Linked DNA regions of Mus musculus: regions 2, 3 and 4 are each linked to region 1. A link is a loop called in an ENCODE intact Hi-C map of the cell type or tissue named here. Cell type or tissue: left cerebral cortex. All regions are shown on one strand.

The links. Hi-C counts contacts between places; a loop is a spot of excess contacts. Peaks named below come from ENCODE experiments on the same cell type or tissue, not always from the same donor. Only the 100,000 strongest peaks of a DNase experiment are listed, where the experiment ranks them.
Region 2: it touches region 1 in a loop (1.9-fold over the local background); 2 of 42 quality-filtered maps call a loop at or near these places.
Region 3: a loop joins it to region 1, with 2.4 times the contacts of the local background. A loop is called at or near these places in 3 of 42 quality-filtered maps.
Region 4: a loop joins it to region 1, with 2.3 times the contacts of the local background. A loop is called at or near these places in 2 of 42 quality-filtered maps.

Annotation. Positions count from the first base shown.
Region 1 is chr9:16,109,167-16,117,166 of GRCm38, forward strand. All of the region lies in intron 3 of Fat3 (FAT atypical cadherin 3), which reads right to left. Among named protein-coding and RNA genes, the nearest start is that of Mtnr1b, 240 kb to the left of the region's middle. In left cerebral cortex, no CTCF peak of the experiment used is centred here; DNase peaks (open chromatin) are centred at 3,375, 4,972 and 5,834; H3K27ac peaks cover 2,153 bases.
Region 2 is chr9:15,948,678-15,956,677 of GRCm38, forward strand. The region is part of intron 19 of Fat3 (FAT atypical cadherin 3); the gene reads right to left. Among named protein-coding and RNA genes, the nearest start is that of Mtnr1b, 78 kb to the left of the region's middle. In left cerebral cortex, no CTCF peak of the experiment used is centred here; DNase peaks (open chromatin) are centred at 4,588, 5,088 and 6,778.
Region 3 is chr9:16,285,841-16,293,840 of GRCm38, forward strand. The region is part of intron 2 of Fat3 (FAT atypical cadherin 3); the gene reads right to left. Among named protein-coding and RNA genes, the nearest start is that of Fat3, 210 kb to the right of the region's middle. In left cerebral cortex, no CTCF peak of the experiment used is centred here; a DNase peak (open chromatin) is centred at 3,399.
Region 4 is chr9:15,958,956-15,966,955 of GRCm38, forward strand. It overlaps Fat3 (FAT atypical cadherin 3), which reads right to left. Exons shown (of 26, transcript NM_001080814.2): 17 at 7,008-7,151; 18 at 3,814-4,011; 19 at 789-1,587. Among named protein-coding and RNA genes, the nearest start is that of Mtnr1b, 88 kb to the left of the region's middle. In left cerebral cortex, no CTCF peak of the experiment used is centred here; a DNase peak (open chromatin) is centred at 4,133; H3K27ac peaks cover 385 bases.

The DNA.
Region 1 (8,000 bases):
AATGTAGTAGCCAAAGTAGCCCTTTTCAGAAGCATGTTATTCTAAAACCCAACACTGTCCCATTGACTCACAATAAAATGGCTAGCCTATTTTCTCCTAACCCACAGTGAGAAACAGGCTGTTTCTTTCATCTATGCCATAGGAAAGCTGGATATAATCAGAGGGCGAAATAATTGACAAGTTGAAAATTATCCAAGAAGAAAAATGCTCAAATCAGTATATTAAGAAAAACATGGATACAACTAACACAGGCTTGCCTGGGAAATCAAAGAGGGCAACTGTCTGCTGAGGACACTGTCATGTGATTACAGAGGGTATGGTTCATTTCATCCAACTGGCACCGTAGCTGTACAGGTTCAGGAGCCTGCTCTATGGGCTTAGGATCACATGGGATCATGTGAAAACATGGAATTAGGAAGTTTTAGAGCAGGGTTCATCTGTCTAAAAGCAAATCTTCGTTCTGAAGAGAGAGTCAGCTCTGCAAACAGAAACAGTGCCACTTGAAATGGTGACAGTAGACTTGGATGTTTTCTCTCAGCACACAGGACAGGGGGGAAAGCATAAATAAGTAGAAGAAAGTTCTAGTTAAATCATGGCTGACAGCCCTGTAAAAAGTGTCTTGAAAACCTAGGTATCTTTCAGAGAAGCCACTGAAACAGACAGTTTTCAGTGCTGTTGTCTAAATGTCTTGCATGGCACATAACTTCCACATTTTATCCTAGCCACTAGGAGAAGTACTGCCCTGATTATTGGGAGACTCTTAGTGCTTTTTGGACTAAAACCCTTCTAAAAGTGTACTCCACATCTGCCATGCTAGGCGCTTGACATAGACTTCCAGTGGCCCTAGAGGACACTTCCATTTCCCTTGTTTCACATGTAACAGAGAGCAAGGTTTAAGAAATTTAAATAATTTGACAAAAATCACACAGCTTGTAGGCAGCAAGGCCCAGACTTAAACTTACACTGATTATGTGTGAAGCTCCTGTTATTTCCCCAAATCTGTCTCTGAAAGACAGATCTGAAGCAGCCTGGGGACAATGTGTCTCAAAATTTTAATTGCCAGGATTCCTGGAAGGAGAGACCTGCCCCGGCTTTTCCTGATTTCTTTTAGTCTCCTGTCGTGAGGACCTGGTTTATTCTTTATGACGTACGTCCACCTTATGTGGAGAAAACACAGGATTGCTGAGGAGTCCCATTTTTGAAAAAGACTCCTTCCTAGTTGTGATGGTCAGTATTGATTGTCAACTTTACAAGGTCTAGAACCATCCTGGAGAATTGGGAAGTTTCTAGATTATGCTAATTGCTGTGAGAAGAGCCACAGTAAATGTGAGTAGCACTATCCTGGGTGCTGGAGTCTAAGACTGAATGGAAAAGAGAAAGTGAGCTTAGCACTGGCATTTATCACACTGTCTTCCTGACTGAATGCATTGTAAGCAGCTGCCTTATGACTTCCTTTCTGTGTGAGCTTGTGTCCCTTTAAACTGTGAGCCAAAGCACCTGTAAGCTGCTTCACGTGGAGTAGTTGACCACAGCAACCAGCATCTCATAGTCTGTAACGGGTAGCCATTGATTTCTGTTGAGTCATGTTGATCGATTGAAAGAAATTCATCTAGCAACATCCTGTAAGGACTCTTTCACAATTTCTCATACCTTAGTGGTCTTGCTACTCAACCATGAAAACACCTTTGTTCCCAAAACAGAAGAGACTAAAAACACAACCTGAATTCCTCAGGCAAAGCAGACCTAGTGTTACCTTATCTGGTATTTCCTGAGGGGAAACTGGGGTCAGACTCCTGCTCTGTTACCCTTCCCTGAGACAGATCCACCTGTCATTATGCTGTGACTGAAAATGTTTCTGTGGCAAAAGTTGCCTGCAACCCACTTTTATATGAAAGTCTGACATTTTGCGTGGCAGAATTAAAAAAAAAAAAGCGAGAGAGAAATCACCTCAAGCCACTGACATTTCTCTGGGAAAGTTCCCAGCTCCAGAGAGGGCTGAGTGGAAGTGGCAGCTAGCCCCAGGTATTCTTCATTGTTCTTCATTCATTCCAGAACACTTGGACCTCCAGAAGGAGGGAATGGAGAGAAAGGGCTGCCATTTATTGCTTGGGATGACAGCATTGTCCCTGCCAGAACCAACATTCTTCAGGCCACTTGTGTATAAGTAGTTCATCAGCACTGGTTCCTCTTCATAGGCCATTCACCATCACCCCAAATGCCATCTCTTGCTCTTTAGCATCCCCCAGGCTCTAGGAGAATGCTTGGCCTCCATTCTGTAGCTGTTTGGCTCAGGTTCTGAATTATCTCAGAGGGGAGGGGCTGGTGGTGTAGTGTTCTTCTTTTGTTGTTTGGATTGTGCTGTTTTGTTTATGAGCTTGCTGGGGTTAAATGGGAAATAGGAAAGCAGACAGAGGAGAAAAAAAAAATAAAAAGGCAACCTTAGTGCATGAATGCCTATGGTGGGTTTCAGTACATGGGGAGGCCAAAGGACAGCATCTGGTATTATCCAGATTTGCCTAATTTTCTTTCTTAGTTTGATCTCTCACTGGTTTGGATTGGAAATTGTCATTGCCATTTAGTATAGGGTGGCTAGCTTTTTAACACAGTGCAAACTGGCATGAGATGACAAAACTCCAAATGAGAGTAACTTCTAAGTAAAAGAAAAAGATCAAATTAGAGGATCTGGGCAGGATCTCCACCTCTGTCATGCAATGGTCATCATTCTTATTACACATGAATGGAAACAGGCTCAAGGAAGCCTTATAGAGAGCCAAGAATGAGGGCCTCATCAAGTCAGACCAGAGGGCATGTGTGTAGAGACTGTTTCCCTCCTCGAATGTAGAGCTGACTATGAACCAAGGTCGAAGGAGTTGACATTTGAATGATCCCAGCAATGGCATTAATTCTTAGGAGTTTGGTGAGCAGGAAGGGAAGGAGCGTCTCGTTCTTGACAAGTGAATTTCAGGAAGTTTCAGAAAATCTGGAGGAATTCTTTGGAAGAAGAATACCAATTGAGAAAAGATTACCCATTTTCATCACTTGTCTTTCCTATTTGAGGATTTTGTCTTTGAATTTCTCCCTTTCCTTCTTATGAATTAGACAGAGAGTCGTTGCTATCAGAAGTAGATGAAATAGCCACAGTTGGTACCTGTTAAATGTTCGAAAATCTCTAGTTTTCCCTAGAACCATTATTTTGCGTTCAATAACATCTTATTGTGATAGGTATCTGGTTAACCTTTCTTCTCCTGCAAGTGAACCTTGGAGACAGTGTGAAGTTAGGTGATATTAGGCTCCTGAATCTAAAGAAATGCCATGTGTTCCTGTGGCAAGCAAAGTTCCCTCCAAGCTCTCCAACCTCTCAGTATTAAAATGGCTTTGGCTATACAATCTACTTGGATAAAAGCAACCTAAGAAGGCCTCATAGAAGCTGAGCATGAATCAGCATTGCATCTGACACAATGAGAAATGTGACCAGAATGAATTCTTGTTGAGAAATTGTAGAGTAAAAACTTCAGTCAAAAGATGGCCTAGTCAGCCATCACTGCAAAGAGAGGCCCATTGGCTTTGCAAACTTTATATGCCCCAGTACAGGGGAACGCCAGGGCCAAAAAGGGGGAGTGGGTGGGTAGGGGAGTGGGGGTGGGGTGGGTATGGGGGACTTTTGGTATAGCATTGGAAATGTAAATGAGCTAAATATCTAATAAAAAATGGGAAAAAAAACTTCAGGACAAATATATGGCCAAATGATTACTTCTGTATGAAATCCAATATTGCAAACAAAATGCAAAACCTGTCCTTGCTAGAGATAGATGATCAAGAGAGGGAAGGGGAAGAAAAACCTACTAGAAGGCATCCATGCAGAAAGCAATCAAATGAACAATCTCGAATTTGAATATATTCTATAGGGACCATGTTTCCCTAATGCATCATATATTGATGCAATGTTTGAAATTCTGGGATGAAAATTCTCAAATAATATAACAAATTCATTGCATAGCTCATGTTTATATTTCTAAGATATAATAGTAATCATTACTCTTTAAAGGGATGTAAGTGCTTATTTAAAATGTGATATGTGGGTGTAACCCCATATAGGTTCTGCATAGACATCACCATTGATGCTTTCTTTGTTAACTCATTTCCTAGAAGAATGCAAAATAAACTTAATGACAACCAGAGACCCTGGTAAAGAAACAACACACTGAGAGCTATTCTCACACCAAGGTTCCATTATCATTTATGTCCTTCCCTTGATCTACAGAACTTCAGCTGTGTCTTTATACATAGTGACAGAAGACCAAGATCAGTCAGATTGTCACTATCTTTAAGCAGATCACAGTCTGATATGAAAGGCCATTTGCTAACTTGTCTTGTTATAATCCAACAAATTAGACATACTTGATAGCTCTGTTTCCTGAGTTAAAGTATACAGTATAGAATATGAGATCATTGATGTCAAGATGCAAGAAAGGGAAGATTCATCTTGGGTCCTAGAGGATGGGTCTGAGCTAGCCAATCAGGAAAAGGACATACTATGTTCTCTATACATTTTTGTGGGAAAATGTGGTGGTGAGAAGAAGAATACATACTTGGAAAACAGAAGTCCAGACATGTCCATGAAGATGCTTTCATGACAGTCGAAGGGATACATTTCATCATTGGCAATGAGGGCTTATCTAAGCAGTTCCAACTTACATGGATTTAACATTATGGTCTTAGCATAACTAGCAGCTGCATGAAAGCTGTAATGGGAAGAAGAAATTTTAGCTGGATTTGTTGGCAAGGTCTTGCTTTAAGCCAGGGGAATGGCAATGAGTAAGAGGACCTGAGCAGACTCACAGGGTAGGAGGCAGGTTATTATTGGTTTGATGTGGGAAGTGGGAGACGGAGTACTTGAGGATGGGAAGATCTATTGCTTTCTATATTTGGTTCTTTAGTTGAACAACTGAGTAGGAGGATGAACCATTTCTCAAAAGGAAGAATAAGCTTAGACTGCAGCACTTTTAGAGTGTGGGCGTATGTTTTATATGAAAAATGTAAAATTCAGATGGAATATGATTAGTCTCAGGCACAGGAGAACAGGCAGATGGCAGAGAGGTGGGCTCATCTGGCAGACCAGCAGCAGAAGCTCCAATCTCCCACTTGTAGCTAACACTCCCACTTTCTGGTCTCTCCTCTGACTCTGACTATGTAATTTCCTGTTCTTACCGGTGACTCTATGTCACTTCTGGTCTCTACTAAGCTATTACTTTATTTCCTGTTCTCTCCCGTGATTCTGATTGTTACTTCCTATTATCTCTTGTGGTTCACTTCCTATTTTCTCTTAAACTGTGATCTTATGTCACATCCTGTCTACTATTCTGTGTCTCCATGTCACTTCCTGGTTACTAATCTGTAATATGAACTTCTCTCTCTGTAGAATCAGTATGAATTCTTGTCCTCATTCTTAAAGCATATTATGACCTATTCCTAAACTCCTTTGTCCTTATCTCCCTTACCCTGGATGTTCAAGAAAAACATTCACTCAGTGTATCCCAAATACTTCCCCGTGGAATTTGTACTAATTTCCTCAGCTTTAGAATTCCTCTTCCCACATTTACTTCAGAGCAAAATATGAATCATCTCAATATCTCCCCTAAATATCAGTATAGCATTAACATGCTCCCCAACTGGGTCAATGGCACACAATCTCCTGTCACTCTAGGCTTAGGTGGACTCATGGCTTTGGTGAGCAACCCTTCCTCCTCCAGCCTGCCCTTTCACAAGCTTAATGAACCAGTTTCCTGGTGTGGAGTAGGACTTTATTGGAAGCATGCCCATAGGACGTGCTAAATAAAGAAGTGCTGAGTGGAAATGGCTCTTTGGGCCTTGCACGTACAGAATAGTCTGCTCCACTCATGGGAGCGCAGGCTTCCTATCACATCAACAGCTAAAAGCTTCAGGGCTGATCAGCCAGGTCCCAGAGGGGATAGAAAGCTTGAGATGATGTGATGAAACATGACAAATGACTTAGGAGACTGACAAAATTGCAGAGATTAGACCTCCACGCTCCTCCCCTGCTCATCTGACTTGTCTTCTTGTCAGGACGCTTCCTGTTTAGCTCAGAGCATCAAGATTTCTGTGGCAGAGCAGGATGAGACGCGTGCATTACCATAACAGTTTCATTGTTGTGTTTCAAAGTTTATGAACTCATCAAAAATGAAACATCACATCTTACAGGAAAGCATGTGGCCTCAGCTGTCAACAGTTTAATGTTGTCCAAGGGAACAATATAATTCTAGCTATAGTCAAGAAGGACTTCAGAGTCCACAGCATTGTGCTTTGCAAACCTTTTACTCCCCAAAATTGGGATCATAGAAACAAGTGGGGCAGACACTCCCCACGTCCAAATGTGCCCCTAGTTTCTGCTGTACTTAAGAGAATGTCACCATGTTCATGACCATGACAATGTCTCTTGGTAAGATGCTCTCACCCTGTAAAACAATTCATTAGCAACTTGGAGGGGGGAAGCAGATTTAAGTGGTGATAATTTTGGTCATAAAATACAACTTCTTCTGTATGTGTCCTAGTCTGGCCTGTGAATATAATTTGAGTAATTTCAAATACAACAACAATGATATAAATAGAGAGGTAGGGAGAAAAACGCGAATCATGTGCTTGAGTTTCAAGAGAGTCACTTTTCTGTATAATAGTCATCCACACTGGCAGATGTATATGGCATGCATCTTACATCTGCTTTCAAAAACAAAGATTCTTTGTATCTCTCTAGCGTATAATTCCTTTCTCACAGTCTCCACCTGGATTATATAAATAGCTGCAGTTTATTTTAGGAAAAAGGTTATATGCTGATTTATTGATAATTTATAAAATGCCTTTCTTCTCCTGCCAGATCTTTCTGAATTAGTTGCTTTTTTTTAATTCTAAGGACAAATGTGTTCTGTCTCCCCTCCCCCCACACACATACAAATTCATTGCTACTTCTAAACAGATCAGTAGAGATGAGAAAGTGTATTTATTTAAGAGGACATGTGTCAGCATGTTTTAGCAGCAAACTCTAAGACATAAGAGAAAAATGTCGGTCACACATCCTCACAGCCATCCATTAATCCATGTGTGAGAACATGTTCACAGATCTGGTGTGTGTGTGTGTGTGTGTGTGTGTGAGAGAGAGAGAGAGAGAGAGAGAGAGAGAGAGAGAGAGAGAGAGAGAGAGAGAGAGAGGGAAAGAGAGAGAGAGAGGGGGAGAGGGAGAGAGAGAGAGAGAGAGAGAGAGAGAGAGAGAGAGAGAGAGAGAGAGAGAAGAGGCAGGGCATGGATCTTGGACTTGAGTTCTTTCAAGTATTTACTCTATCTGGAAAGAACATTTCCTCTCAGAACTGCAGCACATGTTCTATCCCCATGACTCAAGGGTCAGAGAACTGCATACCTTCCTATCCCTACCATGTAATCACATTTTACTAAATCTTTCTGTGAATATTTCTGAAATACTGTGCTAAGCTTGAAACAGACAACCCGTATCTGAACAGCTCACTGCAGAACCCTCCCTAGGCAGGTTTCTTCTTTCTTTTAATCCCTAATGTCCCAATTCTCAAATGCAGGCTTTATGGGATTCTAAGGTAATTCCAGCATCATCCAGTGGACTTTTGATGTTCAAATCTGTAATTATTTGTGCTTCATAATGAAGCATATAAATAATAAATTATTTTAGATTAAAATATGTATGCATTTATATACACATACACACACACACACACACACACACACACACACACACACACACCTTTCTGCACATATGGAAAGAGAGCAAGCAAGTGATGGGATTACAGATAAGCATCTGGAGATCACATCCAGGGTACACGCACCCTAGGTAAGGAGTCTACAAACTGAGCTACATCCTCAGTTCCCCTAGGATACTATTTTCTGAAGATTAGCTTTTACTAATTCCATTGACATAACTTTTACAGTCACGAGGGTCAGACTTTGAAATAGCCCCACTGTGA
Region 2 (8,000 bases), 160 kb before region 1:
TCTCTTTGTTCGAGGGAAAGCAGGTATGTGGAGCTAACTACATACAAACATGTTTTGAACTGTAATCTGGAAGAGGAGCCATCTTGCCAGTAGTAGCAAATTTAAGATTCATAAATCCCACTGTGCTATTAGCTACAGTCGATTTGCAAAGTCACTCTTGATGTTGGTCCAGCTCTCAGTCTTGGAGGTGAAGGAATTGTAAACTGAATATTTAGAACAATCTCTACTAGTGATTCTACAAGATCCAACCTCCCTAAACACATCCTGAGATCTAGTGCACGCTAAACATTTATGCTTTCCACGTATTTTTCAGTATTGGTAGAATGTTACCTGATATTTGACCATCTCATAAGCCACTTCAAGGAGCTCTGGTGAACAGTTTTAAAATAAATTCAAGCATATTCATTCAACAAATAATAACTTGTTGAATTAAAAGTATTAATTTGATAAAGTTCCTGAGACCAGTGAGGTAATAAGCTCACAAACATGACAGAAAATGATATCCATAGACATGAAACACACACACACATTACTTATCAGGTGACTGTTTTGATGGGTATGTGAGAGCAAGGGATATCCCATCAAAGGGATGCTCTGTGTCCTGAGAGAACGTTAGACCTATTCATTAGGAAGAGAATGCTCTAACTGTAGACTGAAAGCATGAGATCCTCTGAGTAACAGGGATGAGCCAACCATGCTGATAGTGCAGCTTTGTGAATGACTAAACTTTTGTTCACAGCCAAGTTACACTCTCAACAGCTGGCTCTGCCTTATTGTGAGCATCTCAGCATCTTTGACTCAGGTAATGATGGCCTATCCTCTCCTAGGGTACTTCCTAATGTTGAACAATAGTTAAATTATGCTGAAAAGTACAAGAACCTGAAGATAACTAAGCAAAAACTACGTGGAAGCAGCAATAGGCACATACCACAGAGTTCCTTATCATTAGACATAGTTTCTGGCTTATCTGGCTTACCTTTCCAGCTAGCAGTAACTTCCAAGAGGACCCACATGCAGTGGTTTATGTACCTAAATCTGTTGCTCTTGGTTATCCTTTTTATTTTTCTATTTCAGTACACTGAGGGATCCCATCTCCATATGTCACTGCATCTTTGACATGCCACTAGAGATGTTATTCATTGTCTATCCTGATTTTTTGTAACTGCTACAGTGCTAAGGAATCCTACATTCTCAAAACCTTAATTTAGAAGCCACCATTTCAACAAAAAAGGATGGTTAGGTAAATGTAGAGTTGTGACAGTAATGATACTTATTGCTATAGAAATTATAATAGCATTTGAAATGTAAATGAAGAAAATATCTAAAAAAATGAAAAAAATTGTGATAATATTTATCAAATAAAACTAAACATTTTTGTGTACATAAAATGAAAGTTATTCACTATATTTCCAAGACAATTCAGCACTGAGGGATTTCTACATTTTATTCATGTTGAGCATTTTGTTGACCACACTCATCACAATGATCAGCATAGGGCTTGTCACTTGATATCTCTGACTTTGAGTTAAAGCACAAATTCACTTAACCAGCAGTTGGATCTCAAGCCCACATCTCTTTTTCTTCCTGTGGCTGTGTGTCACAGTATACAGAAATGTACATAATTAAGTCACAGCTACCAATTAATGATTATTTAAAATCCAATCCCCACTAGGAAAAATGCAGCATGAGTGTGTATGAAAAACAGCACTATTAATATTGCAAGTGAATTATAAAGTGAATAACAATATTCAGTATACAATAATGTATGTGTGCTTTCATTCTATCTGCTTGTGACTTCGATCAGTTTTTCCTTCCTTTTGTTTTTAATAACCTCTCTATTGTGACGGGGACATTTTTGGGTAAGGAATGTGACTGGCTGGTTTAGATAGCTGCAGGAGTCTTCTGCCTTTATTCCAGCCCGGGATCTCTTTAGCCACAAGTAATAGTTCATCCGATGCTTGTCAAGGAGCTTAGCTCACAAGCTCACACTCCTGCAGCTGACAGAACTACAACAGCAAACCTGAGCCTGAAAGCCAGTCTGCATTTTGTACATACCTTTGGCCGACAAGTTTATTCCAAGTAAATACGTATCATAGAGATTGGTTCCTTTCCGAAGCATATATTGTCTGCAAGGAATGGCTTCAGATGTTGAGCCTGAATTAAGCCATGTGCTCCTGGGCCTCTGATGGAACCAGGTATGGGGTCCTGGGAATACTTAAGGGATAAATGCTCTTTTCAGCAGAGACCTAAAGTTTTCTAGGTACATAGAAGCCATACTGCCTTGTGTGGGTGCTGAGGGGTTAACCTGATTTTAAAAATCCCATGTTTATAAGATTCCATCTCAGGCAACTATGCACACCTATTATTGTTAAGAGCCTTAAAGACCCAGTCTCTGGTGGCAGAAAGTGCCTCATCAGCTCCTGAGTACCAGTTAAGAGATGACAATGTCAACTCCTGTTGGCTTCTGGGAGGAAGTTTATCTTATTAACTATCATTAAATAATCCAGGTTTAATGAACTTGTGCCGTGCTCCGTGACAGCTCAGGGAGTGGAGGCCTGTATGTAGACCTGCAGGCTCTGCATATCCAGGCATCCATCAGTGTGGAGCAAGCATGAAGGGCTCCCTCTCTATCAAGCCAAATGAGTACATTTGTCATATGGCAGTGCAAGACCAGGCAGTAGCAGCCTGTGTCACAACCAGATGCAGAAGAAAAAGCTCCATTCCCTGTTTCCAGGTCCCCTGAGGGAGTGTGACAGGAAAGTGACCAGATCCTATTGGCAAGCTGCAGACCTGGCTAGTTAGTTAATGTATTTACTCTGTGGCCTTGAACATGTTGCTTAGCTTTTCTGGGTCATGACTGCCTTTCAGAGAATCAGGACAAAGATTCTTCACAGTGTTGAGAAAAGGGAGTGGGCCAGTACCTGAGGAAAGAGTTGTAAGGAAAACTTTGAACCAGGCTATAAAACTGGCAAGGCTAACACAACCTGTCAAGATGGCAGGGACCTGATCTTTCTGCCTGCTCCCTGATTTGAGTCAGATTTGTAAGCTGAGAGATGATATGAAATGCCATATGTGTTGGAGGTGTAAAAAAAGACCTAGAGCCTTTTACTCTTCGGGCTCACAGGATTCATGTAGATCTGTCTGTGCTTTCGTCCCCACTCCAAGTAAAGCCACCTGCCTTGTCTACTACAGGTAAAGCTCCCGTATTCTCCAACCTGTGTACAGTCCCTTACCTCCAACTCTGATCCAAAGCCAATTTTAAGTCATTTCAGGTAGAGTCCTCCAGGACCTTTTCTACTTCACTCACAGTCCATCACCTCCACCTTAGGCAAAGCCCCTCTCCTTCACGGTCTCAGGCATGATTCCCACTTTCTCCACCTCAGGTAGAGCCCCTCACCTTGTCTACTTTAGACACAGCTCCCTCAAATTCTCCATATCAAATACAGCCTCTACCATGTATACTCAGGCACACTGTACCTTCTCTATGTCATGCACAGTCCTTTAACATTTCCTACCTCATGTACAGTCCCCTGCCTTTTCCACCTCAGACATATCTCCACCTCCCCCTCTTCTTCCTCCTCCTCCTCCTCTACCACCACCTTTTAAGGTGTAGCCATACCTTCCCTACCTCAATTGTGGGTGTTCTTTATACACTGGATAAATGCACAGAGGATGTGTCTGTTTGTTCTTTGCAACTTTTCTACTTGCTGAAAGTCTTCAGGTGGAAATTTCTGGTTGCTTTCTACAGCACTGACAACAGAAAAGTGACCTGAGATGAAGTCTCTGTACTTCTGTGTGGGGCAAAGGGTGGTTCCCTGGAGACTTTTGTAAGGTCTTGCTTCCATATTTATGACTCTCCTCATTGCCTCAGTATTCCCACACCCCTTGGGATTATGTCTGCGCCAGCAGCTAGCTGTGATTATTAAGCTGCCACTTTGAGCTGAGTCCATTTCTTGATTTATGTCACTGCCTCATTATGCTGAAGAATCCAATAACTAATGCTAAGTCCCCTGATCTGAAACCCACATGCTTTGCTGAGACGCTGTATCTGGGTAAATACTGTGTAAGTCAGTGAGAAGCATTCTTGACTCATGGCCGGCAAACAGATATGGGATATATTCCCCCAGAGAATCCAGATTTGAGGCAGTCCATATGTGTCCAGAAGTGGAGACATATCCAGGCACTAGAATACTGGGCTGAGCCATCTTTTGTGTATTATTTCACCAATGGCCAAGCTTGGTTCTATTTAAGACATCTTCCCTGGAGCCATCTTACATGGATACAATGTCCTCAGACAATTATCACCAACAAACTCAAGCCAGAGAACAAACCCAATTCTAATTTTTGTCTACTTAAAAGAAAATCTTAAAGCCAAGTTTCATGTGTTAGATTACCTTAGAACCCCTCATTTTATTCTATTAAACTTCAAGAATGCATCACCACGGCCATCTTCCAACAGGCTCTCCTTCCCTGTCTTATACTGTCTACTCCAAGAACTGTTCTCATTCCTCCCCATCCTTCCCAGCCAAGCTCTGCTACCCTCTTGACGTCGTGATGCTGTTTTAGGCTTCATTGGGATAAAGCCTTTCTCTGTCTACTTCACCATACATCTTCACACCCAGTCCAAAGCTGTAGCTTTTCTCTTCACTGCTTTCTTTGCTCAACCTGCATTTCTGATTGGCAAGATACCAACATTACAAACTTCATTGCTTTCAATGTATTTTTTTTTCCTTTTTGAATCCCTCCAACTAAATCTGACACTTTCCTCCTTTATATCTCCTCTGTGTCCCAATTATGCACTTTCTCGATCTTGGTAGGATGCAATTGTTTATATCAAGGAGTAAAGAACACTGGTGTTTGCCTGAGAAAAGAGAACCTGAGGAATCATAATTGTTCTCCTTAGCTATTTGAGGCAGGCAGTAGAACAGGAATGAGCTAGCCAGGCTCTGTGTGGATAAAGGCTGAAGCTGTGCAATATAAGAAGATGAACTTTGGTGGAGTGCCGTATGATCATCTGGAGAGATCCTGGACTCATTCTTAAACGTAACTGAATTTCCATACCAGGAATAAAGCAGACAGGATGTCTGTGGTGGTGGGAGGCTGGGCTGGGTGGCCTCCAAGTTCCTCTCACAGTTGCACAGAGGTAGAAAGGTACCGTAGCTAACTAACAGCTCCAGTAAGATGATCACATAAGAATCTTGGTTCTGCCATTATGAGCTCTGCAGCTGTGAGCCTGTCAACTGAGGTTTCCAAGGTTTTCTTTCTTCAAGTTTTGAGGAAAGTTGATGATAACTCCTTTATAGGGTCACAGAGAGCGTTCAATGCAATTCTAATAGTGTGAAATAGAATTGGAAGCTGGTCATGGACCAACAAATGTTAATTCTTGGTCCATCCCCCCTGTGATCTGTGGGTGGACTGTACACGTCTTCATTTCCACGCCTTGGCTCTCACTCTTAATTTGGGAACCCCCTGTGGCCACCTGCCTAGCTCCAGGCATTCTGCCAGGCCCACTCAGGTCCCAGTGAGGCAGGACAGAAAGACAAGAGAATGAAAAGGGCCTTGGAAAAACAAGAAACCTCTCAGCCCAGAGTCTGGTTAAAGCCTCTTGCCAGACAACAATCAAAAATTCTAGCACAAGCAATAGTCACTGTAAAGACTGCCTGTATAGAGACAATATTTCTTTTAAGAATATTAAAATAATAAGCTCAGCTTAAGGCCCGAGTACCTATAACCCTCTTCTGTATATTTACTGAGTTTCCCAACATGAAGATTGACTTTGTTTATGGTGTATGAGGATACCCCAACTTCCTGACTCTTTGGGATCTAGAGTTTTATCTAATCAACTGCAATTCTGTCAGACAAACCTCAAGAAACACCCTGTGATCTCTTTAAGTTCCTTAAGCAGTCTTTCAACCATACTAACTTCAAAAACTGAAACCCTGTTTATGACTATAAGAAAGATAATTAAAAAGTGACTGTCCTTTGTGAAGCCCACATCTAAGCTTTGGGTCTCTCTTTCTTCTTTTGTGCCTCTCTACTAACCCCTGAGCTTAAGCTCTAAGTTAAATCCTTTTTTATAAACCCCATCTCTCCACTTACAATCGTTCTTCCTGAATTCATTTTAGGGGTTATCTGAATGGAGACTAGGTGAGGGAACTCCTTAGGCTGCCCATCCCCACTACAGCTGACACCACCACCTTCAGGGCCTAAGTGCTGTTCCCCAGGGCTGAGAGTGTCCTCCCTTGCTGGTGGAGGGCATGGCTACTGTCCCTCTCATTTGTCTAGCAGGAGTGCCACTCATGGAAATGTCCCATTTGTTTAACTAAGCCCTCTACTTCCATCCTGTGTTTCTTATTTGAATAAGTATGACAAACTAGGCAGCCGCTGCTGCCATGGCTTTTGTAAACACACTGGCTTTAAATGCTGATGGTTACCTTGGGAGCCTACTCTAGACAAGTATGTCCTTTTTGATATATTTCTATTTCATATTTTTTGAGCAGCTAATGAAAAATTTAAACTGAGGATAATCAGTATAGTCTCCTGAGTTATTTTGACGTCCCTTCCTTTTGCTTACCCATGAGAGGTCCATGACATCTATCACTCCCCATTAAACTTGCTGTCAGACTTCCTGACTGGTGTGACAGTGTTCACGGGGAGTCATCTCAGGACATCAGAACTCTGCATCTCTCTAATTTTGTTAAAAGATGCGGTTTCATGGTGCCTGGGATTTAATGAGCTTATTTGGCAGTGAGATTCACATTGAGTTTCACTTGTTAGCACAACTCAGCACTTTGGTTCAAGATGCTAATGATGATAATTGGACCCAAAAATCTGCATGAGAAAAAGATGAGCTGAAAGTTGGGAGGGGGCGGAATACTGTGGCCAACTCTGTATAAACATCACTGTATAGCCCCAAATGATCACTACATTCATTTATCACGCTAATTACTCCACCAAGTGGTGGGAAAGACCATTTAATGAATCTGTCAGCCTCCCAGGATAAACAGAAAAACAGCCACACTAGTCTCTCTCTCTCTCTCTCTCTCTCTCTCTCTCTCTCTCTCTGTGTGTGTGTGTGTGTGTGTGTGTGTGTGTGTGGTTGGGGGAGAGGAATGTCTGTCAAATTCAGTATCTTTGATTTCTAATAAATGAAAAGATACCTTAAAAATTAGCTCCTGCTAGCATTTTACATTCCTTTATTCTTACTTAAAAGGAAACTTTGGAAGAACTGAGAGGGACAATAGCTTGTCCCTGGAGCCTGAAGGAGTACTTATTCTTCTTTTACTTGTGACATGCCTCCATGTTTGGTCTCCTGCCTGCCAGCAATAGAGGCACAAATATTGATAAAGTCATGTAACCCAAGCATTTTCCCATGCCTGAATATGAGGCTTGGAAAGCTAGTCCAAACTGTCCGAGAGATCTGTCTTCCTGGGATCACACTATTCTGGCAGACCATTCCTAGAAGACCAGGAAATGGGCTTAACTGAGGATTCTTGATTATGATTTACATAAAAGGAGGGTCCTTGCTATTATGAAGTAGACGCATTACTTTTTTTTTTTTTTGGCGTTATTTTGACTAAATACCTGAGTAAAGCAAGCTCTAGCTGAGATGTTTGGCTCTGGCTCCTGGTTTCAAAGCTTTTGATCCACTGTCAGTTGTCTCCACTGCCTTGAAATGGTGAAAGACAGCAATGGAGCAGCGCTGCTCTCTCCACAGCAACCAGGAGGGAGAGACACAGAAAAGACCTGGAGTGTAAGGTACTCTCTTCAAAGGTGTGCCACACGGACCAGCTCATCCATTAGAGCTACCTTCTAACAGACTACTCAACCATGCATTCATCAATGGACTAATCCACAGATGATTCTAGAGTCCACCTGGTCTATTCGCCACTCCAAAGCACAGCAGTCGTGCTATGGATAAAGTGCTCTTCATGTAAACATGAGGGCCTGAATTCAGAGCCCTCAAACCCACAAAAAAATACCACAGCATAGAAGTCATT
Region 3 (8,000 bases), 180 kb after region 1:
TGCTGTAAGATTAAGAATCGACGAATGGAACCTCATAAAATTACAAACTTCTGTAAGGGAAAAGACACTGTCAATAAGACAAAAAGGCCACCAACAAATTGGGAAAGGATCTTTACCAATCCTAAATCAAATATGGGACTAATATCCAATACATACAAAAAAACTCAAGAAGCTGAACTCCAGAAATTCAATTAACCCCATTAAAAAATGGGGTACAGAGCTAAACAAAGATTTCTCAACTAAGGAATACCAAATAGCTGAGAAGCACCTGAAAAAATGTTCAACATTCTTAATCATCAAGGAAATGCAAATCAAAACTATCCTGAGATTCCACCTCACACCAGTCAGAATGGCTAAGATCAAAAATTCAGGTGACAGCAGATGCTGGCAAGGATGTGGAGAAAAAGGAACACTCCTCCATTGCTGGTGGGATTGTAAGCTGGTACGACCACTGTGGAAATCAGTTTGGCAGTTCCTTAGAAAATTGACATAGTACAACTGGAAGATCCAGCAATACCTCTCATGGGCATATACCCAGAAGATGTTCCAACTGGTAATAAGGACACATTATCCACTACGTTCCAGTATAAGCAGCCTTATTTATAATAGCCAGAAGCTGGAAAGAACCCAGATGTCCCTCAACAGAGGAATGGGTACAGAAACTGTGGTACATTTACACAATTGAGTATTACTCAGCTATTAAAAAACAATGAATTTATGAAATTCTTAGACAAATGGATGGATCTGGAGGATATCATCCTGAGTGAGGTAACCTAATAACAAAATAATAAAACACACATGATATACACTCACTGATAAGTGGATATTAGCCCAGATACTTAGAATACCCAAGATACAATTTGCAAAATACATGAAACTCAAGAGGAAGGAAGACCAAAGTGTGGATACTTCGTTCCTTCTTAGAATGGGGAACAAAATACCTATGGAAGGAGTTACAGAGACAAAGTTCGGAGCAGAGCCTTAAGGAAGGACCATCCAGAGACTGCCCCACTTGGGGTCCACCCCATAAACAGATGCCAATAAGAGCCTGCTGACAGGAGCCTGATATAGCTGTGTACTGTGAGGTTCTGCCAGTGCCTGACAAATACAGAAGTGGATTCTCACAGTAATCCATTGGACAGAGCACAAGGTCACCAATGAAGGAGCCAGAGAAATACCCAGGGAGCTGAAGGGGACTGAAGCCCCATAGGAGGAACATCAATATGAACTAACCCCCCCCCCCCCAGCTCCTTGGAACTATACCACGAATCAAAGAAAACACATGGTGGGACCTGTGGCTCTAGCTACACATGTAGCAGAGAATGACCTAGTCAGTCATCAATGGGAGGAGAGGTCCTTGGTCCTGTGAAGGCTCTAGGCCCCAGTATAGGGGAATGCCAGGAGCAGGAATGGGAGTGGGTGATTTGGGGAACAGGGGGAGGGGAGAGGGGATAGAGGATTTTCGGAGGGCAAACTAGGAAAGGGGATAATATTTGAAGTGTAAATAAAAAAAATTTCAAATAAAAAAAAAAAAAGAAAGAAAAACAATGAAAGAAAACAACCACAACCATGACGACAACAACAACAACACAACAACACAACAGCTTAAATCATTAGGTGATGAAGCCTAAATCTGTTTGGATATTGTACCAAGGAGAACTGTATTGGATCAGTCAGCTTCAGGGAAAGGCATTGTTCCCAAGGCCTCCCAGGTGCAAGTTGATAGGAAAACATTGTTGCTAGAATTTTTCCAAATTGAGGAAAACATGAATCAAATCCATCAATAAGAACAGGATGCTAGAGAGAGAATGTAGCAAGTTGTGATCTCTCTCTAGTGATTTCTCACTGGCTGGCTTCTTCAAGCTCAAAGCCTTGGAGTAACATGGGGCCAAGGTTTTCTCTATCACCAATTATGCCCAAATTAGCACCTCACCCTACTTTGTAAATCCTACTCAAGCTCTGATTTCAGTGCTGGTTTCATATTCACATCTAGAGTCCTTTCCCTGGGACCAGGTTTCCAGTAGTTACTGCTGTTCTAGGCCACTAGAGTCTCTTTTTCACTGGTATGTTCATTGCCCTGTAGCCACTTGCCAGGACCCATAGTCCTTCCACCCTGTGCTCTAAGCATTTTAAGAGCTAAGATGATGGTTAGCCACTCCTTCTTGCATGACCATGTTCAGCACAGGAGTTCTGATCAATTCTACCGAGGTAGAGTCCATGCCCTTCCCACTGATGTATAGACCCAGAACAATATTAGGTAGAATGGCTAAAAGCTTGTACAACTTTTTTACAGAGCCCTACTATGGATAACTAAATTGTACTTGAGAAGGGGATTACTAGAGAAATCAGGAGACTTGTATGAGACTTCAAGAAATTAGATATACAAGCATATTCACACACAGAGAAGTCACACATGCACAGATAGAAGTACAAACATGCACACATATCCATACACTCACACACATATACACACACACGCACATATATATATATATATATATATGTGCGTGTGTGTGTGTGTGTGCGCACATAGCCACATATATACATACTCACTGAAATCAATCAATCAATCAATCAATCAATCAATCAACCAATCAGTCAGTCAAGCAAGCAAATAGAAGATGCATCCTGAAATAAACCAAGGCTAACAAAGGATCCCAATCACATAGATGCTTGTGGAGATCACTACTATCTTCCAATGCATGTCTTCCTAGACATCATGACCTAGGCCTCACTCTAGTCTATGACTATAGGAATAAATAATTTCTCTCTTCCTCTTCCTCTACCTCTCTCTCCCCCACCACCTCTCTCTCTCTCTCTCTCTCTCTCTCTCTCTCTCTCTCTCTCTCTCTCTCTACCTCTCTCTCTCTCCCCCTCCCCTCTCTGTGTGTATCTCTTGTGTGTAGTGTGTGCATGTCAGTTCAGAGGACAATTTAGGGGAATAAGTACTTGTCTTCAACCATGTGAATCTCAGGTCTCAGGGACTGAACTCAGGTCTACAGGTACCAAGCACGTTGGGTCTACTGAGCTAGCTTGCCAGCCCCCAAGAATGAATATTTCTTTATCAGTGTAAAAAGGTGCATTCTGAGTTTCTTCTTTCAGTCACTGTAATCACTGAGCATGGTCTCCACACAACAGGTTATTGAACAAAATCCTTACATCTCCTGAAGAAGAGATGCCCAACCCTTGTCCCCCAAGACCCTCATCTTTAGGTTGGTTGTTGAACATAAATGAAAAACCAAATGAAACATTTGTCCTGTAAACATTTGAAGAGTTTCACAGTACTTTTTCTTAGGAACAGGTCCTAAAATTCAACCCACTCGTCTCTATGTTGATACTTAAAATAAGAAAGCAAAGCTCACTCCCTTACTAAATTTGGTAGTAAAGCTAAATCAGGTGGCACTCCACATACTGTGAAAAGCTGGGCAGAACTTAGAATCATTGTCATCTACTAAAAATATTCTTCAAGAAAAACGAAATGTCAAAAGCAAATGCTTTAAAATTACGAATGTAGTTAACTGATTTTATGTCTTCTCCCTCCCTCCTTACCCCCTGTCTCTTACTCCCCCACATACAATACACAAACAACTATGAACACTGCTAATTCCAATTAAATTAACAAACATTGACTGAGTGCCTTCTCTACAGTAAGTACTATGCCAATCAAGTATACAAACAGAAAGAATGCCATCTCTCACTCTAAGAAGCTTATAAGCCTAATTAGAGAGGTCGACACACATATGAAGGGCCACCATGTGCAGACAGTGATACCATGTAGGGATAAAAGTACATTCGAGCTGTAGAAGCTCTGGAAAGACTTCCCTCCAGCATTTACATTTAAGAGTTAAAGGATAAGTGGATTGATAAAGGAGAAGTACTCAGAAGAGATAGCCGCTCTTTCCTTTTTCTTGCTTTCATTTTTTAAAATTTTTTTTTAATTTTTAATTTTTAGTACCACAGCACTAGGTAGCATGAGAGATGAGCAGAAGTATGCTACTGCTTTGATCACGAGCAACCTCAAATGCTGTTTGGAAGAAATGTCCATCTCTCAGCATCTCAGGAAGAATTCAGTCCAAGGACACTAGTAAGCTGCAAAGGATAAAGCTAATTCCTGGCGAGCAGGGTGGGGGCCTGGCAGTTATGCTGTGTTGCTGCTGACATTGATTTGGGTAAGAATGTGCAAGTAGCTCAGCCTTTACTGTGGCTGGTTTGATTTTGTTTTGATGTATTGGTGATCAAGCCTGAGTCTTGGCTTCTTTCCAGTTTCCTTCAATTAGAAACAATATTATAATCATTCTTGGTGCACATAAGGGGGTGTTTTCTTAGGGAATGGTTTGCTTAAGTATGTGTCACCTGTGAGTTCCTGCTTACCTCCAAGTCCTCCAAAGCCCCTGAAAATCCCTGTGACCTTCCCATAATAACCCGATTCCCTGTTGTTTTCACAGCCTGAAAGCTGATTGTTTAGAATCTTTGCTAATTTTCTGTATATGTGCTGTTTCTTGCAGTTTAGTTCCTTTGTCACCTTAGGTCGCAGAAGGGGAGCACAGTATCTTCCTGAGTAAAGTGCTGAGGCCATTTTGGTTTGGTTTCAATAAAACAGTTTTTGTTTTGTTGAAAATGTTAGATTTTCTTCTATACAGTGACACTGATAATTTGTTAACTCCAACTCTACTTTTCTCTCAACCTTATTGATTTTCCTTTCTGAAATTTTCATATAGGACATGAGTCCTTTTACAAATGATTGTCATGTATATTTATTAGGAAGACTCAGGATTGGAGTATGTGAGAAAAAATAATCTAAGAGCTATAAAGTGGATAACACTCAATCGCAAATCACCATGAAAACTGAAATAAGACCCATGTGGACACATGTATAGGACTTTGGTGTCTGAGGCCAAACATGTCAGCCAGACACTCAGGAAATGATCACCTTGGATCAGCGCTGTCTTACCTAATGGAAAATGATAACCATGGAGACCTGTTGGGTCCACATCCAATAGTCTCCAACTTCACCAATGGCTCATGATCTAAATAAGATGAATGAGACAATTAAGGCCAATAGACAAGGGGTGGGGAAGGTAGTTTGTCCTCACATCATGGAGTAGACATGTGGCTTCCAGACCCAGGCTTGGGTTTCAGGACAGTTTATGATGATTTACACTCCAGATAAATTTGGAATTATAGCCAGAACTGGATATCAAGCGTTATAGGACAGCATGTATGATTCATGCCATGTGAATGATGACAGGGTAACAACTCCACTTGGATGAGAGAAGTGACTCAAAAAACCACCATGACCTCGAATGTGGTGCCCTGCAACACTAGAATGACTGTTTTCCATTTATGTGGTGTGTGCTTATAATTGACCAATAATTTTGGCAGAATTAAAAATCAAGTATGAGTGAAAGAGTGTTTAGAAGCAGACAAAGATGAACTAAGCCTTGGGACAATTACTGAATCATTGTGCTTTCAAAGTGTTCATCACAAAGAAGTGGATAATAGCATGTATGGGGTTTGATGACTACAGGGCCTTTAGATATTGAAAACAAACCATTTGAGTAGCCTACCAGATTCACCCACAAAGTAAAAAAAAAATTACTAATTGTGCGACTCGAGTGATTATGTTTAAATCTGAAATTTGATTTGTACAATAGGTTCCATATATACAACAAGTACAATAAAAATAAAACTTGGGAAGGGCTGATTACAAGCCTGGCGACAGGGAACAGGGCAGGAGAGTGCTGTACAAGCAGGAGGGTCTGAGTTCAAACTCCAGCAGCCACATAAAAAGCAAAAAAGCAAGTGCAGTGCTGTGTTTGTAAACTCAATGCTGGGTAGCCAAGGCGGGTATCAGGCCACACTGCTTGTTGAGCCCCAGGGTCCAGTGAGAGCCGATCCTTTAACAAGAAACAAACAAACAAAGAACAAAAAGCACAAGGTGGATAACCCCTGAGAAATAATACCCAAGGTAAGAACTCTGGCCTCTACATGCATCCCAGCCTGTCCCACACCTATCCTGTCCTCACAGGCACACCCCACACACACACACACACACAAGTACACACACACACACACTCACGTGTACATGCACACATACACAGAGTCTACTAGCAACATTTTTCAGGATCTACTTTTTCTACAGCCAATTTTATTTCTTTCCCTTTAATATATTTGAAACATTACGGAAAAGAGGACCCATGGTCAATGGCAAATACTAGCTCCTCTACTTCTTGCTCCTGTGAAATGTACTGTTACTATTTTAATTCACCTCCCAAAATAGAATCTAACCATTTTCCCTTTTTTTTTTTTGCCCCCAAAAAAGACAGATGGTGAATCATCTTATAAATCAGCCTCCAAAGTTCTTGAAGGCAAATGAATGCTTTCTAAACCAGGTTTTTAAAAAGAAGGTCTCATTTTTATAAGTTATTACATTGAAGCAATCTTTCCCTAATTATCTTCATAAACATTAAACAGGGCTAATTTATGAGTTCCTGAACATTTTTGAGTTTTCAGATGTAACCATCAGGACCCCACATGGCTGCCTTTTTGCTCTTAATTGTCTATAACGTACAAGATGACCTTGGTCAGCCTGATGGTTCATGAAGTTACAAGCCTGCTAGACACTGAAACCATGTGGGGAAATCAGTCTTTGCCTCTAAAATTCCGAATACATTTGAAAATTATTTGGGGATTAAAAAGACATGTTAGTTGTTTATATCCTGAAAAATGAAAATATACATTATCAGGGAAAATATGATTTATAGAGACTATTAAAGTCTCTAAGTACCCTTCAGTCACTTGCTGTTATAACCTCACCATCTCATAAGGAGAGGGAGAAGTGATGGATACCAGCTGTAGACTCTTGGCCAGGCCAACCATATACTGATCTAATCTGTTTTATGATACAAATGTGTACTTTTGCCTAGAGAATGGAACACCAAATTCCTACAACACACATGACAGTGAGTTATTTTAAACAGCTACTCTTTGGTTAGTAAAAGGCTCTCTTCACGGGTGTAGAAATCAAAATCCCTAAAGTTCTGATGGCTCATTGGCTATACAAGGAGAATGAGAAACCCACTGGCCTGCTCTGAGGCCACATGCTGGCTCCAAGGTCGATTCTGTGTACCCTTTGACCATTGAAATGTCAAAATACCTGGTCAGGAGGCACCACCTCCATCCTTCTGAGGGTGTCACAGTTATAGTCAGGAGGTACTTTCTGGACCCTTCTGAAGATGTCACATGTCTGTTATATGTGCTCCCTGTGTGACATGCTCTCTCCCCACTGCATTTCTAGAGTTCTCAATTCAGATACCTATCTGATGCACAAGACTTTACAATCAGAATGCTGTGTCCACATTAACACTTTTGTTAACACAGAGGGGCACAGCACTGGGGCTTATGAAGTGAGGATCCATGAGTCTAGAGCTATAGCCACAGGAATAAGGGACTGGTGACATCCAACAGACCAATCCCAAGCAATTTAATGGCTAGTGGTGTGATTGAGGGCATCTGCCTAGCTCCTTTGATAAGATTTCTGAAGAAGTATTATTCCGTGGCTTCCCTATAAGAGAGGTGGGAACTGTATCCAAGGTATAGTGTTCTTAAGAACATTATTACCTAATGTCTGAGTAATTTCCTGGGCCACTCTTGTGACCGTCATCATTACATCTGTGACTTTGCCCATGGCTTACTCATTGAGGTTAGCTTCAATCACTTCTCTAGACCCCACTTATTTCTGAGGGCAGTGCTTTTTAATATAGCCAAATCATTAATAAGAAGCTTCAATTCAATTTTCACTTAAAAAATAATTCTGATAATTGCACTGGCTTAATATGAACTTTCTGGCACAAAGTGAACCAGAGTCTAGCAAGACATTCACTGTTCAACATGCAATTCCATTAGCTTACATTTAGTAGTTTTCACACGTACAGAAGAGAAAATAAATTGATTTAGCACCTTTCTCCTACCAACAGTAATAGTGATGGGTTTTTTTCTGT
Region 4 (8,000 bases), 150 kb before region 1:
CCTTTAAGCTTTCCTCGGGCAAGTCCTTCTCTGATCCCTACCTGAGTTTCTCTCAGCCTACATGATGCCGCCTCTCACTGAGCCTGCTGCAAGGGCTTATACTCCAATAGTTAGATCAAAGCAGGTGACGGCAGTGGTTTGCAGAAGTTCACACCAGATGCTCCACATGCACAATGATACTGATGGATACTTGGAAGTGGACATTCCTCACAGACTAAAGTTCCATGGCTGTGGTGGCCAACTGATCACATTTCCTGCTTCTTCTGCACCCCCAGCATCCATCCTGGATATTGAGCATGTGAGAATTACTATTTAGTTGAATGAGTGATTAAATGCAAAAGTGGCATTTCAGAGTTGGGAGGTATGAGGACTAATCTTTATTGTCAGCTCTATTAGATTTAGAGTCAGTATGGAAATAGCTGTGAGTGTATCTACAGAGATATTTCCAGAAAGGTTTCCTTGATTAGAGAAGCCTCACTGTGAATGTGTACAGCATCATCCTATGGTCTGGGGTCCTGGACTGAATAAAATAAAGAGAAAAAGTGGGGTACCAGAATTCCTCACATTGCTTTATGACTCCAGGTACATGTGAAACCAAATGCATCTGCTTTTCACTGCTACTACTCCCCTGCGAGGCCAGACTGCACCCTCAAACTGCTACGACTCCCCTGCAAGGCCAGACCTCACCCTCAAACTCTGACCTTCTCTGGGTGCTTTTGGCAAGTAGATTGTAGAAGCTGTGATAAAAATAGCCAAATGTAGGAAGTAATCCATTTAGGTAAACCCACCATTACAGGTGCAGCGCACGTTCCTATAGAAACGTGGACACACGAAGCTGATGCGAGCTGTGCTGTAGGTCATGAGTGCGTGAGAATCCAGTGATAAGCCCTGCTCACAGTGCTGCTCCTGACAGTCCAGCCCCGAGCAGTTCTTTTCTAGGATGGCTGCTATATGCATGACATTCTCCAGGTGTCTTCTGGCATTGGACAGCTTCTGGATCAGATAGGCTGGCTTGTAGAACTCGCTGCTGTGCATCTCCACAGCAAACAGCATGTCCAGCTGGTTGGTGCCCACCACAGGCTGGATACTGATGATACGCAGACTGTCCTGCTTCTGGGTGAGGACGGCATTCCTCAGAATGCGCCGGAACCCATGCATGTGCAGCCCCACAAAGTCCTCTGGGGACACATCTTCAAAGCGGATGGTGACAGTGTTTTGCAGCATCTCATGCACCAGCTGCTCCACGTGCACAACGACATCTATGGGCACTTGGAAGCGGCCATCACTCACAGACACGTTCAGGACATACTTCCCGCTGTCCAGCCCTCCCAGAGCAATGATTTTCCCATCGTGACTGTTCACTTTGAACAAGCTCTTCTGCTCTGATTTCAGGGCGAACGTGAGCACGTCATACATGTCCTGATCCGTGGCATGGATCTTTCCAATGACACCACCAGGAAAATCATCCTCCATGGTGACAATGAAAATTTCCAGAGGGATGGCTGTGGGTTTGTGAGTGCTTTCCTCAATGACCCGGACACGGATGTAGGTGTGAGAAACTTGCTGTGGTTTTCCTGAGTCTTTTGCCTGGGGACAACAAGAAAAGGACAAACAAGGAGTTAAGAATAATTATTAAAATATCACCCCGTGGCAGAGGGTATCTGCCCCTTCTACCAGGTTCAAATCTCCTCATTCCCTTGTCACTATTCTGAAACATGTTGAGGATGGACATTTAAGTAGAGGAGTTGTTTATCACCTTCAGTCATTCTCTGGGTACTGTATTATGGGCCATACAATGTGTTAACACAATAAAGCCAGTGGGGCTGAGTCAGAGTCTAGCAGCATGAGTGTTATAAGACCCAGTATGCCCGCATCAGGTTTGTCTTGTTTTCATTTGGGACAGAAAGCAGAGGAAAATATCTCATAAACAATGTTCCCACTTTGAAAAGGAATCTTTTGTTTTCTGTTGGATTCTTTCCTTTTGCTTGGACCAGGTGACACCTTTTGGCATATAGAAGAAGTGCCATTAGTTAAATGAGAATTACATCATAGTAAGCTTTAGAGTACAAAAGATGACACACCAGAAGGGAAATAGGCAGCTTGCTAAACCCCATTCTCTCTTCATAGAGGAACTCGCCGTGAGAGCAGAGCTTTAATGAACACCTATCATGCCTGGCGAAGGAGTCAGTGGTGTCATGTCCCAGATTAAAGCCAGGCCCACAGGGATCCAGTGACCCTGCAGTCAGAGCTGGAACATAGGACCTGTGTCCTCAAGTGCAGACAGCAATGGAGAGCCAAGCCCTGGACAGCACACAGGCTTCCCTTTGCATCTCAGCTTTGTATACAATCTACTTGTGGTTTTAGTAAGTTACATGAGTTCTCTAAGTTTTGCACCCTTAACATGAGTGTAACAATAATATTAGCCTCCTGAGGATTGTGAGAATTAAAGGCAAGCGCTATTAGAAAACAGGTAGCAGAGGCATCACCCATAGAAATACTTAGCACATAGTTAAGCGTATGCACATAGTTAGCATAAGTACCTGCCATGTTTGGCTATATGAGTTAAGAGATCCTGAAATGGAGACTCCTAAAATTGGAAGGGAGTTTGGTAAACTAGGTTGAATTTGAAATCAAACTGTGGATAACTCAAAGGACGTTGATGAGTTGAGTTTCACAGGCCTGCCAGAGTTTGCCCACCCCAATGCCACAGGCCAGAAAAGTATCAGAAAGGCATAAGTCACTGGAAAGAAGGTGGCAGAACAATGACTTTGCCAGTAATGGTGGATGTTTCCTATGAGGAAAGCAGAAAACTTACTGTGGGAGGTGTGATGCCTACTTTCTAGAGGATGGATAGGGTGTTCAGAGATCTCTGCTAGGGCTCTAAGAGGACACCGAAAATTCCCCTTGTACCTGGAGTTTATGTCCTGTGATATGACATTATTTAAATATTTGGACAAAGGGTCTTAACTGGAGAGGTCACAGATGTCCTCAGAGCCACTATTTTCTAATTTGTCTGGGAATGGAAGAGAACAAGCTTTTGTTTATTTAAAAAGATGACAATTAATTCAATGTGAGCACTGAGAATCACTGAGCCACCATAAGCCACTCTTCAAAATGGCTTCCTGTGGGTAACAGTGGGTTGTCACCCTTAGGCAGCTTTCTGTGGGTGACAGTGGGTTGAAACATCATTCAGTTTTATGGCTGAAATCTAAATCTTGCTATAGGTAAAGCCACAGAAATTCCATGGTTTTGATCAGTGACAGCTCCTTTTTGTGACCCTTGCACACCTGTCATTTTTGCCTCCTTGTGCTGACTTTTTTGTCATACAGGCCATTGAACTTGAAGGATTGGGATACTGGAAAGCCAGTGTCATCTGATTCCCAGGTTCACTGGGGAAGGCATATCTAGCAGAGGCCATGACACGGCCAAGTCTTCTATGACAGTGATTGACATCCTCCCTCAGTGAGGCAGACTCTAGCTAGCATACTAGAAGCATGGGTAAGAGTCAGGTACAACCCCGGGACTTACTACAGTACACACTGAGATCTGCCAACTGTCCACCCCCCAGGAACAATCTCCGGATACACGCATGCTGAGTAGTGATCACTCCTCTTTCCTGCTCAGTTTCACTTGCATTTCATTCACAGAAGCTGTCTTTATCGGTAAGAAACTGAATTTGTGGTTAGAAGAGGAAAATTCCTTCACTATCATGAGCTATCTTGACTTAGTGAACAAGGGAAAACCCAACTAACAGGCAGAAGGGCAGACATGGAGAAAAGCAGCACCCAGTGTGGACAGAGAGCAAAGCTGTACCTGGATGCACAGTAGGTATTCTGGAGACTCCATGTGCCGGAAGACCACTGCAGACCGTAGGATCCCATGGGAGTCCAGCATGAACTCCTCGTCTTCATTTCCCGACAAAATAGAGAAGGAAAAGGGAGGCCCATTGTGAAACGAGTCTCTGTCTGTCACCACAAGCTGTAAGATGCTGGTACCCACTGGCTTATTTTCCTGTATAAAGGAGTGTTTTAAAAAGGAAGTTAAAATTACACCTCTCATCACATTAAAAAAAAAATCATTACAGGCTGGGAGTGCCAAGCTAGAACACCAGGCATTTGGCAGACAAAATCCTCCCTCTCCACGGTATTTAATGTCTACTGAAAACAGGCTGGAGTTGCAAGCATCCTCTTTCCCATCTCTAGCAGCCTCCTCATAGATGTGTCATGAGATTGTACTCTCTTCAGATGATAACACCAGCCTTTGGCTGAATGGGTTTCTAGGTCCAAAGACACAACCAGGTTCCACCTGTCTGTCACTTTCAGCACTGAGCAACACTCTTTCTACCCTTTGTGATGAAGGTGGAAATCCACCCAGGGCCAGAAAGCACCACCCTGCTGGGATGGGAAGAGTCTTCATACTAGATAAGATGTGGTTAAACAAAGTCTAACACTGTAATACAATGAATGTTACATCAGACATTAGCATGTAAGCAACCTTCTAGTCAATATATAAAACCAAATGGGTTTTTATAATCCACCTCACAACACAGTTGGGTCATGTTCCTCTAGAGGACAGAAAGTAGACAGCACATTTATCAAAATGAGGAGGGACACAATCAATTTCAGCCGCCATTTTGGAAACATGGCTCGAAACAGGAACATGAAGATAGGTCATACCTACTTTTTGGGTCAAAGTTTATCTTCTTCACTTTGAAAGCATTAGATGAAGGTTTTTGTAGGTAGGATCAATATTGGTTTTCTTAATCCTCTGTGTAATAGTTTAGCCTTAGAATCGTTTGGCCTGATAGTAGATTTCTTATTTATCTTGTGAATGGCCAGCTTCAGGATTTAGTATTGTATGGAAATGAAACATTCCAGAGATAAGGACCATGATATGTGGTGCTGGGTGACCAGCAATTCATATGCTGAATTAGTTTATGATAACTAAGTATAGCCAAGCATACTTAATGGTGGATCACATTATAATTCTAGCACTTGGATGAAGAGACAGGAGGATTGTCAAGAGTTTGAGTCCAGCCTTGAATAAGGAATGAGTTCTAGGTAAGTCAGGAGTAAATAGTGAGACTCTGTCTCAAAAATTAAATAATAAAAATTGAAAATTGAAAAGAAAAAAAAACAGAGAAAAAAGATAACCAGGCATTAGGGTAAGCCCATTATTCTTTGTGTAAAAGGAGAGACAGTCTTGAAAAAGGACTAGGAGAGAATCACAGAGGTTTCTTTTCTGCCACATGCCTGCCTGCTTGGTTATCAAGCTCCAGGCACCGCCTCCCTTAGGAGCCTACCGTGGGACCATGTCATCCAGTGAAGATTTACTACCTTACACAGACAACATACTCAGCACTGCACAAAACAGAAGATTTATTGATTTGTTTGCTCATTCTCTGAGGGCCATTTCCTCCACAGAAAAAAACTGAAAGAGTGAGCGAATGTGTGTCCTTGGGGTCACTGTCTAAGAAGGAAGGGTGTGAAATTACAGTCAGGCCCAGCCTGCAGAGGGAGGGGCCCTGACCATGTGCTCTCAGTGCTGACTTCCACACCTGTGAATAGTCTGTCCAGCTGATGGAAGCATGTCATAAAACCAAAGGCTGAGACCACAACCACTGAAATCTAAGAGAAAGTGGAGGAGGTGCAGGGAATGAAGGCAGGAGAGCAATCACACGCATGGCTGCTGGCAGCAGCAGAGGAGAGAAAACCTCCATTTTCTCCAGGAAGGAAGAAGATTGCATTGACAAAGGGGCCAGGGATAAGCATACAGTGGTTGTGCTTATTCATGAACATCTCAGCCTGATTCCCAGATAGTTCAGTGTCAGTAGGGTGAAGGAGGCGATTCATAGACAGCCACACTCAAGTGCTTCCATCTTATCACAAAGTGTTCTCTAGAGACCTAACCATTCTTATTTTGCTCCTTCACAAAGCCCTTGGCAGTACCTGAGAGCCACTGTACTTTTCCAGAATTCCTATGTATCTGTAAGGCATAAAGATAATTTGCTGTGTCTCCAAGCCTTCCACACCCAGTCTGGTTCTCTTTTTCTTCCTACACAGCTTTCCAGCCACCAGCCACCAGCAGAGGAAACTCAGGTACCTTGTTCACAAGCTAACTTCTGAATAATAAACTACTGGAGAAATCGGCCACTTTCACTGAAAGGAGAGCACCAGCTGTAAGTTACTCTATCTTAAAGCCCAACTTAAAGGCAGGTGGCTTTAAAGTCCTAAAAAATTGTCTATGGAAGGTGAATTTTTAAGGAGCTCTATCCTGAAGTCTATGGGATGGTTCATATTGATCTCTATTCTCTGTCAGAAGAATACTTAAAGATGGCCTGTTACTGCAGAAAGATTATTCATATTATATGTTTACATGACAGAGTCAGGTTCAAATTCTGATCATGTGCCAGCTGCATGATCTTGAGATGTCTAGTTAAGCTCATAGACCTATGGCTCTTTCAATTCTATGGTATGTGTGTGCATAGGAGTGGGAAAATCTGTGTCAGTGAACCATCCATGACACATAGCAATGGGAACAGGCTGTGTATACGGAGCATCTAATACTTAGAAGAAACAATACTCAATAACACTTTTCAACAATTGTGGTGGAAATACAGGTTGTTTTCACACCTTCCCTAGGAATAGACAAGTTGGTATTAAATACTAATTACCCACAGACTGATAACTAGGTCCCAATACAATGGTGCTAAGACTCTTAATGGGGATAGACTCTTGAGGTACCATAAGTGTTCTCATAGAAAATCCCAAAGGAGCATGTTTGTCTTTTCTGCCAAGTGGGAACATATCATGAGCATCTGCCAGATACAAGATCGGTGAAGGCCTTCACCTTGATCTTCTCAGCCTCTGAAACTGTTGGTTGTAAGCTCCAGCTGCTAGAGTCTCCTACCCTGAGTTAATCTGTAGAGAATACCCAACCCAACAAGCCAGAGCAGATGGAAGAGGCTGAGCCACACAGGTAGTACCTGGCAGCCAAGAGTTGCTTACCTGAATCACAGCAGTGTAGTTGGCAGGTGTAAACACTGGACTGTTGTCATTCACATCAGAAATATCAATGTTGACAGTTGTCGTTGAGGACATTGCAGGAATGCCACTATCTACTGCCTGGATGAGCAGGGAATATCCTGACACCTGCCAAGGCATGGAGGTGGCAATAAGAAACAACAGTGCCTCCTCTCTTCTGCGCATGCTCAGATAACCTGGAGTCTCTGGCTATGTCACCTTCACTCCTATTCTGTAGACCTGTGCACCATCAACACTTGGGACTGGATAATTCTTTGTTGGGGATCGACCTATGTATTTCAGGCTCTTTAGAGTTGTCCCAATCTCTGCCCACTAGGATACAATATCACACTCAATCTAGTTGTGCCAACCAAAAAATGCAGCCCAGCACTTGCAGTCCTTCCCTGAGGGGAGAAGCCTCTACTTTCGAGGCTCTGCCTGAGCCTTTGTTCAATACAATTGTCACCACTGATCTACACTGCTCATTTTGATATTCCTGGGTGAGCAGGTTCTATTACCTAGAAGATCCAATCTTTTGAGTGTTATTGCTATAAATTTCATTTCTATATTTAATTTATCTTTGAAAATACATGTTTTGGTGAAGAATGACAATATTTAGAAATTAAGTCAATCTCAGACAAAGAAATTTTCTAGATTTTTCTTTTCCTAGGGTGCCTTCAGGAGGATCTTTCCTGACAAGAAAACTTTAGTCTTCAGGCTGAAGTTGCCATTGAAACCAGGGCACACGTCCTGTTGAAGGTGTTTTCCTTTCTTTCACTCATGAAGGACTAAAGTTCAAACTATGCAGAAAGGTAAGCATTGGCCTTTTTCCTTAAGATCTCCAGCATCTGCCAAAAGCTATTATTAGTAGAAAATTCTTTAATGAGTCCAACCCAAATACCTACATGCATTTCCTTACTGCTCATTTGGAGCCTGTGCCCATGAGGTCAGTGATAGTGTAGGTGTGGATGGTGAGGG